2 separate regions of the Homo sapiens genome follow, and region 2 is linked to region 1. A link is a loop called in an ENCODE intact Hi-C map of the cell type or tissue named here. Cell type or tissue: ovary. All regions are shown on one strand. Each heading gives the region's core, and the rest is flanking DNA. Links, peaks and the distances in the headings are about the cores only.

Region 1 (5,370 bases), core at 305-5,304:
TGTTTTGTGGAAAAAGGTTCTCTGAGCTGGGGTTCATCCGGCAACTGCTGCCCACCCACCCTGATGTTTGCCACCCACACCCCAAAAGCAACTTTCCCACGACTCACATGGCAGCTTGTGCACTTCTTTTATTATTAAATATATAAGCAGCTTCCTATCTTTTAAATAGATATTTAAATGACTTTATATAAAATAATTCACCACTTCCAAGTATAAAAACAAAATCTCACAGTGCGTGAGCCAATGTCCTCTCTTGACTTCTCAGAGAACAGAAGGGGTTCCTGAGCAGGTAGCCTGGGGGGACACCAGAGGTGGCTCTGGGGCTCCTCCTGCTCTGATGCCACCAAGTGCTCAAAAAGAGCTTCTGCAGTGGGTTGGATTGCTTTTTTGACCTTTAAAATATTATATGTTTAAGGTAGGGGGATGAAGGGGGAATGCCTTTTTATTTTTCTTCCATTTAAAAATATGTGTTTTCTAGCATCAAATATAGAGGCTGTGACTAGAAGGCTAAGCCCCATATGCAAGTTCACTGCCCTTCCCTAAGCTGTCGGCATCAGGACAGGGAAGGTGGGGCCAGCCGACCCTCACTTTCCTGGGCAGGAAGGGAAAGTCACGGGGCCCAGCGGCCAGGTAGGGCAGGGTCTCTTAGCGGAGGACAAAGGGCGGCAGGAGAGGAGGCACACAGCAGCACAAAGGAACCCAGGGGCAACTGGCAGCCCTGTCGCTCGTTGCCTAGGCCTCAGAGCCACCACCACAGGCTGGCCACAAAGTGGAGGCCCTCCAGGCATTGGAAGCTGAGGCCTGGCTCTCCTGATTGCTCTCCCACCCTGGCTTGCCTGGTTAGAGGTGATGGTAGAGGGGGTGGGTGAGAGTTGGAGGTCATCACTGCTGACCAAGGTCAGGAGGAAAGAAGGGTGAGAAGTGGATGGGAGCTGGATACCATGCAGGTGGGGCTGAGATGCAGCCCAGTCCAGGGCTCCTGACAGGGATAACCTGTTCAGCCCCAGGTTCCTGTCGGCAGCAGGGAAAGGACACTGCGCTGGGGTTTGGGAGTGCAGACCCTCCCCCAACCTCAGGTGCATACCTATATTTCAAAGGCCCATCTTCAGTCAGAGCTCGCCCTGTAGCCTCTCTGTCTGTGCCCTCCCCTCCCTTGCTCTCTCCCACTAGTCCCTTCCCTCTTGGGAATGTCAAAGTGCAAGATGCAGAAACCTGGGCGAACAACACAGCCTAAAGACCGGCTCTGGCTGGCGGCCCAGGAGGTTCTCCCACCCCACTCCACTCCGGGGAGTCAAAGGCCAGGTCAGGAGAAGGTCAGGGCTGAGGGGCTCCCTCAGTCGACTGGTGAGGCCAGCTCAGTGCAGGAGGCTGGGGAGAGGCTGGAGAGTGGAGGACGGACGGATGCTGGCTCATGGATGGACGGGGGCAGGCTGTTCAGCAGGCAGGTACAGTGTTCACAGTGCAATGGCTTCCTTCATGAGGGGAGCCTCTGCTTGGCCTCCTGGAGAAGCTCTGGCAGGTGCTGGAAGGAGGAGGGGCAGAGGCCAGTGCTTGATCCCCCTCTTGGCATCACTGGCAGGTCAGGCAGGTCCTGAGGGCAGGGCTGGCCTCCCCTCTGCGCCTGGCAACCAGCACAGGGCACTTAGGTGAGCCGAGGGTGTAGACCCTTCAGGCTGTCAGTGCAGACCAGCAGGTCCAGAGGCCTCCTCTTCCCGTCTCTCAGGCTGCACACCTTTACGGGAAATCAGGCCGACGCTGTCCCGCCCCACGAACTTCAGGCTCCTCTCTCTGGAGACAGGTCCATGCCTGTCCAGGCTGGGATACCTTGGCACCAGGCAGGCCCTCTGGGTGCAGGGTTCTTTCACTCCTCAGCGTCCACCCTGCTTTCCCACAAACCACAGGCCGGTGGGTCCCTGGCCTGGGTTCCGGCATGGAAGGGAGTGAGAGGAGGGTGCAGCCCCTGAGGGAAGAGGGTCCTGAGCCGGGCTCACCAGCCTTCCTCAAGCACATGGGAGCCTCCAGGGCTCACAATAAATAGTGGCAGCATGGGGAGCATCCTCTGGCCTCTCTCATTCAGTCAAGGGTCTGCGGGTTGAGACAGAGGGGCCCCAGCCTGGCTGCTCTGGTCCAGTCCTGGCAGGCAGGAGCTCTGGTGGAGGGCAGACCACATTCCAGGAGGATGGCCAGGGAGGGGTGGTGGTGGACGCCCCATAATGTCTCCTCCCACGGAGAGACTGTTCTGTGCGTCCAGCTGTGGGAGAGAAGGAAAGGCTAGTCAGCAGAGTGGGAATGCGGGGAGGGTCGTTGAGGACATGGATTGGGAGGTGTGGCATTCCTGTGGGCTGCTGGCGGTGCTGCAGGCAGGACTTCCTTTCCTCCCTTCCCTGGCCTTTCCAGACACCACAGAGAGACCAGGCAGCTTTCTCTGGCACCAGCCCAGGCCTCTGGCCCAACTGGCCTCACCTCCTACCTCCTCCTGGGGAATCAGGGCCTCAGTGGAAGATAACGGGGCCCGGGAGAGGTCTGGGCAGGGCTGGGAAGAGGGGTTACTGCTCAAGCAGAGGGCTCTGACAAGGAGCGAAGCGGGCACTTGAATGTCTTTGGACCCCTCCTCAGGCGAGGTCATCTCATTGGCCTTGGTCCAGTGAACAAAGGGTGATTCCTGCTAACACTAGCAAAGAAGAATCTTTCATTTCATCAGAGGGGCATCACATATGATGTTCAAGACAGTAGGGCAGAGCTAGCTGAAGAGGAACAACTTGGGCCAGAGAGGAAAAGTCTAGAGGCAGTGCCAGGACAAGGAAATTCCCACACTGTCATTTGGCACGCGACCCCTAAGCAACCCAGCCCCTCCTGGATGGGCCGAGGGCCTTGCCTCCCGCATCATCCATGGGAGTCAGGGCCTTGTCCTCTCGCCTTCCACCCCCATCCTTGTCCTCTTGCCCAGCATCCTCAGGACGCTTTGTTCCCAGAGCAGAAATCCCCTGGACCCCATCCAACAGTTTGACTTTGGACCTTGTGTGGAGCCTCCCTCCCTAACATCCATAGGCCCTACTGGGTAAGGAGGGAAGATGGAACCACAGCCTCTGGCTCCCTGCCCATTCCCATGCTCTAGAGGGAAAGAAGGGGAACCATAAACTGGACATGAGCCATGCTGGGTACAGCCAGGCCACAGGCCCAGCTAGGGCCCAGGAGGGGAGAAGGACCCAGTGAGCGAGTTCCAGCCTGCTGCCCCATCTTCTAGCTGCTTAGGGCTGAGGTGCTGGTGTCTGCATTTTCTGTGGCTCTGAGTCCCTATCTCAGTCTCTGCCTCTATGTTTCTCTCTCTCACTTCTCAAATCACAGCAGCAGTCACTCTAGGGGCTGGCACTCAATCTCTCCAAGGCCACTGGTGCCTGGCCTGGAGACCACCTTAGGGCTGGACCTGCCGGGCCAAGTGGGATCTGGATGTAGCCCCTGCCCTGGATTCCCTCTCCAAGTGAAATCTTGAGGGGGAAGAGGAAAGCTTGGGACGGGCCTGAGAATAAGCAAGTGGGGAAAGGAGGGTGGGCGTGTAGAGGGGTGGGACAGAGGGCCAAGACCACGGCGAGGGGTTTGGGGACAGACGACCCGTGGGAAGGGTGTTGTGGCACTGAGCCACCAGCAACCAGTTCTGAGGAGGCCTGGGTCATTTCACAGTCTTGCCAGTGCCCCAGCTGACCCACTCACCCATCTTAGCCCACCCCACTGACAAGGTAGACCCCAGGATTCCAGATATGTTGTTACTGCTGGTTCTTGTCTAAATAGGTTCCCCTGGTTTTGAGCATTTGCCAAATTCCCTATCTCTCTAGAAGGGGCCCAGACCTGTCACTCCACACATGGGAGAGCCCTGCGGCACTGGCTTGCACTTGGTAAAGGATGTGACTGGAAACTTGACTGGGTCACCCCAGCTAGTCAGCCAACCAGCCAATTAGTCAGGCAATCAGCTAGTCAGTTGCTCAATGGGCTCCCCAAGCAACAGCTGGTCAGTTAGGCAGTTACCAAGATAGTTGGTTGGTTAGTCATTCACCCAGCCAGCTGGTCAGCCAGTCAGTCAGAGTCAGTCAGTTAGCTGGTTAACTGGTCAGCTAGAGGCTGGTCAGTTAGAGACAGCTGGCCAGGGTCAGTCCGTGAGTCAGCCCTGAAGCCAGTCAGTCAACATTTATTGCATGTTTGGCAAATGTGGAGAGGCCCTCTCTTAGTAGAACCCAGGATGGAAAAAGAAACACAAAAAAAAGTGGAAGACAGTCCCTGCCCTCAAGGGGCTTACAATCTTAGGGATGTGGAATGTACAATACATATAAAATAAGATTTTAAAAAATATGAAAACAACATCCAAATAAGTGCAAATTGATATACTATTAGCCAAATACAAAAGAGCAGGAGGAGCATGACTGAAAAGAGCAGTCAGAAGGTTGTGGAGAAGCCAGGAAGGCTTCCTGATGGGCTGGCTGTGGGCTTGGGTGGGAGGGGGAAGAGGTGGGCCAGCTGGGGTTGGCGGGGGGCAGGGGTGAGGAACAATAGGGTCACAGCTACATCAACAACATGGGCAAAGACAACAGCAGGCACTCATCAATGTGCAGGAGGCACAACTGGGAGGGCTACGGAGATGACAGAATTAGGATTTCACACAACTTCAGTAGGTTCAGGTGATGGGCAGAAACCAACAAGGTGGCTTTAACAAAGGTGAACATAAACTGCACTTTGGTTAAAAAAGTTAAGTTGTCCAAGTACAGGGTAGAGATGGTCTGGCTTGACAGAAGTTTATGGGAAATGGAACTAGGGGTTTTAATAGACCACAGGCTCAACATATGACAACAGTATGATGCAGTTGTTAAGAAAAAAACTAATGCAATCTTAATCTGCACAAATAGAAGAATACTGTCCATATCAAGGAAGGTAACAGTCCCACTGTACTCTCTCTGAGCTGGTCAGACAACATCTGGAGTACTGTGTCCGGGGCTGGGCGTCACATTTTCAGAGGGACATTGACAAACGAGTGTGTCCAGGATGGTGAGGGGTCTGAAAACCATATCATATAAGGAACGTTTGAGGGACTTGGCCATACTTAGCTTAGAGAATTCTCAAAGGGGACATGGATACCTGACTTGAAATATCTGAGGGTTTTCATGAGAACAGGAGGGAGGAGCAGTATGGAGGGGGCAGGGAAGCCAGTTTTGCCTCGCATGAGGAAGACGTTTCTCCCAGTCTGACTGGAAGATGGCATGGGCTGTGGCTAGGCAGGGAGCTGGGCTGGATCTGGGAGTGTGTGACAGCCAGCTGGCTGGCTCCCTGTTGGGGACATGGAGAGGGGCAGTCCCTTTGGGGTGGGAACCAGGGCCAAATGACCCC
Region 2 (5,370 bases), core at 94-5,093, 51 kb after region 1:
CTTGTGCTAACCGCCCTGACCTCTACTCCCACCACTCTCCCCTGGCTCCTCTGCCCCAGCCTCTCTGCCCTCCTGAATCTTAGCACAGAGACATAGGCTCCCCTTGCCAGGGGCGCACGCCCCTGATACCCTGCAACTCAATCACCCCTTTCCTATGAGGCCTACTTTGACCGCTCCCTGGCCCTAGCCCAGATCCCCCTCATTCCTTTACCTACTTCACAGGTCCTTTTTTTTTTTTTTTTTTTTAGATGGAGTTTTGCTCTTGTTGCCCAGGCTGGAGTGCAGTGGAGCAGTCTTGGCTCACTGCAACCTCTGTCTCCCGGGTTCAAGCCATTCTCCTGCCTCAGCCTCCCAAGTAGCTGGGATTACAGGCACCCACCACCATGCCTGGCTAACTTTTTGTATTTTTAAGTAGAGACAGGGTTTCATCATATTGGCCAGGCTGGTCTTGAACTCCTGGCCTCAGGTGATCCACCCGCCTCGGCCTCCCAAGTGTTGGGATTACAGGTGTGAGCCACCATGCCCGGCCTACTTCACAAGTCGTTTTGCCCACAGCACTTAGCACATTCTAGCCTCCCATGTAATCTGCTGATTTAATCTGTGTTTTGTACCCTGATGTATCCTAGACACTTCGAACTCAAAAAATATTTGTGTGTGAGTGATATAATCTCACAACAATCCTATGAGGTGGTTAAGTCAGCCTACTCATTTTAATGACAGAAACCCCAAGTTTTCCATGCTTAAGCTGTGATTCTCTCCGAGTGTCTGGGGTCAGGGTCAGGGTGACATTGAAAACAATGGCCCCCAGGACTGCCCAGCCCCCTCCCCTTTATGATTCCCCCACCCAGCATGCTGGCCACTTGAAACACTCTGGCACATGCTGAGATGCAAACCTATTCCTTTGGCTCCCCTCTGCACAGCTGAGGCCAACTAGAACTTTCCTGAGTTTTTCCTACTTCCCACTAAGGGAGGAAATCAGGGAAATTAACACAGAGAACATAAGAATCATAAAAACTGTCTGGCTTACAAAGTGAAGGCTTCTTACAAAGCAGAGGGGACTGCTTTGTTTCCAGTACCTTCTGAGGTGGCTGTGTTCCTACCTCAGGACCCTGGCATGACTCTCTAGGTGCCTGGCCTGTGTCTTCCACTTCCCAGGACCCAACTCCCACCTGCTACCTGCCTCCCACATTCCCCATCCTGCCCGTGGAGCTAGAAAGCTCACCCTGCCATTTCCTCATCATGACTAGAGAAGCTCACTTCTCTGGGACAGTTCTCTCTTCTGTAAAATGGGAAGGGTAGTGCTGGTGGGAGGTACAGATGAAATAACAGTGTGACGGGCTTTGGGAACTTTCAAACCTTACGCAAAGCTAAGATAAAGTGGAGGTGTGCAGGTGGGGTCAGGACCTGCCCCGGAGCCAGGAATTCTGACACAGTGGGTATCTGCAAAATATCCCGTTGCCGGGGCAGGACCCCTTGCCTGGTCAGGACCCCTTGCCTGCGAACTTGCAATTTGATCACAGACAAAGGAGATTTGCTTTCAGTTGAACAGTGACACTTTGGTCTCCCACTTACCTCGTTGTAGATGAGGCAGAAATTGGAGGACCTGGAACACAGAGGGAAAATGAGGCCAACAGTGGGGCCATGCTTGGAGGTACCCCCAAATCTGGTACAGGATCCCAGAGGAATTTCTGGGTGCAGTGGTGCACCCCTGTAGTTCCAGCTACTCAGGAGGCTGCAGTGGGAGGATCACTTGAGCCAAGAATTCCAAGTCCAGCATGGGCAACATAGTGAGACCTGTCTCTTAAGAAGAGAAAATCCCCAGGAGGTCATGTCCTGGCAAGAGCCCCTTAAGAGGCAGAAGCCTTATACTTTCTTAAGAATCTTTGCTTGGCATAGTGCAATCCATAAAGCACCTACTATATGTCAAGCACTGCAGATGGTATTGGGGATACAGCAGTGAACAAAATGGACTCCTGCCCTCATGGTGCATACCGTCTGTGGTCAAGACAGACATTTAGCACATACACAAATAATTATTATTTTATTATTATTTGTGTATTTGCTTAACAAATAATTATTTTTAATAACAGAGGCAAGGACTTAGATGGAGAGGTATAGGGTGCCATGAGAATGTATAATAGGGGAACTTGACATTGTGGAGGAAGTTTCAAGAAGTATTCCCAGAGGAGGTGCCATTTGAGCTGAGAACTACTTGCAGGGTACTGTTCAATTATCTCTAGCAAGTAAAAACTAGGTTCCTCACACGGCCCCCACGAGACTAGATACAGAATGTGGCCCAAGGCCCTAGGCCAAGGCAGACCCCGGATAGGGAATAAGACCTGGCAGTGATGGGGCAGGGAGGTCCTGAGGGGTTCAGGCTGAGCTTGGGCTCTGACCCCGCCTGTCCTCCAGCACACCCGTGTGCACACCCGAGCCAGCCTGTGAAGGGAAAGATCCTGGCTGCTCAACCACCCATGGACGCAGTGGGGCAGGGCCCCATGACCTCATTGTAATAGTGTCCTACAGCCTGGCCAGCAGGAGGAGAAAACAAACACTGAAAAGTCCCCCAGTGCTCCCTGATGCCGGTTCAGGAAGACTCAGGCGCTGCAGGCTCCAGCCTTTGGGCTGCAGGCAGCGCGCCCTACTCAGGAGGCCTGAACGGAATTCGAAAGTACTTATTTCTCACTGAAAAATTCCAAGGATTGCTCAACATTCCATTAACCCCAGGAGCTGGGGTTTGGCCGGAGACGCTGAGAGACGGCAGGAATGGGAGCCTGTGGGCCTGCCGCATGGCTCAGCACTGTCAGGGAATAGCTCCTCTGCCCTGCTCCCTGGGGGCACAAGGTGGGGGCAGGGGTTGCAGGGGGCTGTCAAGACCCTCCCTCCCCCAACGCAGGGGCTCTGAGTGTGGGGTGATTTTGGTGGAGCTGGAAGGAAGCTGGGGGAAATCTCCTGGCTTCTGTAGATGAGAGATGCTGTTCCTGCCCCTTGAAGAGAGCTGCCATATTCCCAAGAGGGCTGGGGACTGGGGCCCCAGATTCTCTGGCTCTGGTATGAAGGCCTGTTTTCCCAGCTCTCAGGAGCCACAGCGGGAGTTGCTCACTGAGAAGACTTTCTGTGGTTACCAGGGAGATCAGCTCCCTCTTCCCAGCTTTCTGCTTGAGGAGCCTGGCTCAAATGCCTCCTCCTCCAGGCAGCCTGGTCCATACCTGGACTGAAATCCTTCTCCTAACACATTATGTTTTATAGTATGGTTATTGCTATACATGTCTGCTCTCCCACACTAAGGAGAAAAGGGGAAGGCAGTCACCTTTTTGGTTCATGTGTGTATAATTCTGCAGGGTCCAGTTGGCACAGAGATGTGTGTACCAAGGTGTTTACCGAAGCATTGCTTACAGCAAGGGGAAATGGTAAGTTATCTAAATGTTCAAGAATAGGAGTTTGATTAAATCATCTAGAGTGTACCCATATGTCAGAATGCTAAGCGGCCATCAGCAATTCCATTCTCAGCAATATTTACAGGTATGGGAGAATATTAAAATCAACAAACTTCCATCACACAGAAGGAACATTTTAGTGTTTCCTTTACTTATTATTTTTTATGTAGATAGACAAATACAGTAAAACCCAACCAAAACATGATCTGTGTGGGGATAAAAATTGACAAGTGCAGGGTTGTATGATGGTGAAAGCAATAGAAAACAGCATTTGAAGCAAGGGGGAGTCTCTATTGTCCCGAAAAGCACAAGATAAAGATGTTGAAAATTATACTACACTCAGGACTCCGTAGGCTGAACTAAGAAAAGCCCCAAGTGACCGTGAGGCTGTCACTGTCTAATCCTACCCACCTGATCCACAGAAAGGAAGAGCAATTGGCTGGCTAGAGAACAATGACAGGAGAACAGAAGCCTATTGATTATTCCATTTCTGAATAATCATCGAATTGGACATAAATTTTTATTAGACCTGTACTGTATATATGTTTCATATCCTTTCATAGTTAACATTGTATCTTAAGCCACACCTCATTCTATTAAATACTATTTTAAAACATTACGTTATCGTAAACATCCTGTTTTTTTTTTAAGTCTTTGTTCTTATCTTCGATTTCCCCTTCCCCTTATTCATAGGGTACCATTGCTGAGTCAAAAGATATAAATATTTTTAAGATCACCGAAACTTATTTTCAAATTTCCCTGCAGAAAAGCGTTTCCAGTTTCCACTCAGCAGCAAATGAGAGTGTTGCCTGCAGCCCTTCCAGTAGGTAGGTCTATCATTGTTAAAGTCTCAGTGGATGGATTTGAGAGAGATTTTTAAAAGATAGAATTGATGGAATTTGGTGGCTGCTTGTGGGTATGAGAGGTGAAATCAAGAGAAGGAAGAGTTCATGATATTGAGATCCTTGGCTTGGATGTGTAGGACGATAGGGAAGCCTGTAGCTGAGAAAGGCAAAAGAGAAAGAGAATTGGGATCAGGCGAATAGAAATTTTGTTTAGGAGTACTGCACATTTAAAACAAGCAAACAAAAACCATGCAACACTCAGTAGATAAATAAGAAAAAACATTTTCCAAAAGGAAACATGTAAATAATTAAATAATTACAAAATATCAGTCTCACATTTCATTAACTAAGATTCATTTGGCTGAAAAGAATAGAATTTTAATTTTTACAAGTTAAGTTAAAGGAGGGAATTTAGAGGAGATAGCTAGGAAGAGATCCTTACACACTGGCAAGAGTCACTCTATCTCTATCTCTCTTCTTTGTTTGACTGCTCAGAGGAGGTGGGTGCTCTTCTGGGCACGCAAAACAATGAATATCCCCTAGATTCCCCGTATACGTACTTTTCTTCCCATACACATAATGCCTCCAAATGTCCTCTCTTAACGTAATGCAACCATCCCATCTCAGTGTAATGTAACTCAAGTCTTATCCAGCGACTGCATCCAGTTCCAAGTTCAGAATCTACTAAATTAGAAATCTCTTTTTTCCTCTGATAGCTGTTAAGATTTTCTTGTTCTTCTTGATGTTCTGCAGATTTAGAAAAGCCTGTATAGATGTGAATTTACTACCTATTCTACTAAGAACTCAGTGGGCACCTTTTTGTTGTTGTTCTGTTTTGTTTGTTTTTGAGACAGAGTCTCACTCTGTTGCCCAGGCTGGAGTGCAGTGGCACAATCTCCACTCACTGCAAACTCCACCTTCTGGATTCAAACGATTCTCCTACCTCAGCCTACCAAGTAGCTGGGATTACAGGCGCATGCCACCATGCCTGGCTAATTTTTGTATTTTTAGTAGAGATGAAGTTTCACCATGTTGGCCAGGCTGGTCTCAAACTCCTGTCAGGTGATCCGTCCACCTTGGCCTCCCAA

What was found. Peaks named below come from ENCODE experiments on the same cell type or tissue, not always from the same donor. Only the 100,000 strongest peaks of a DNase experiment are listed, where the experiment ranks them.
Region 2: it touches region 1 in a loop (2.8-fold over the local background); 19 of 110 quality-filtered maps call a loop at or near these places.

Annotation. Positions count from the first base shown.
Region 1 is chr1:109,925,733-109,931,102 of GRCh38, reverse strand. CSF1 (colony stimulating factor 1) reads right to left here. Exons shown (of 9, transcript NM_000757.6): 9 at 111-2,251. Among named protein-coding and RNA genes, the nearest start is that of CSF1, 18 kb to the right of the region's middle. RefSeq lists an enhancer at 1-27. In ovary, for the core only: no CTCF peak of the experiment used is centred there; DNase peaks (open chromatin) are centred at 2,432 and 3,062; H3K27ac peaks cover 2,982 bases.
Region 2 is chr1:109,874,802-109,880,171 of GRCh38, reverse strand. The region is part of intron 4 of LINC01768 (long intergenic non-protein coding RNA 1768); the gene reads right to left. Among named protein-coding and RNA genes, the nearest start is that of CSF1, 33 kb to the left of the region's middle. RefSeq lists a silencer at 2,493-2,681. In ovary, for the core only: a CTCF peak has its summit at 2,539 (motif pointing right); a DNase peak (open chromatin) is centred at 2,641; H3K27ac peaks cover 1,366 bases.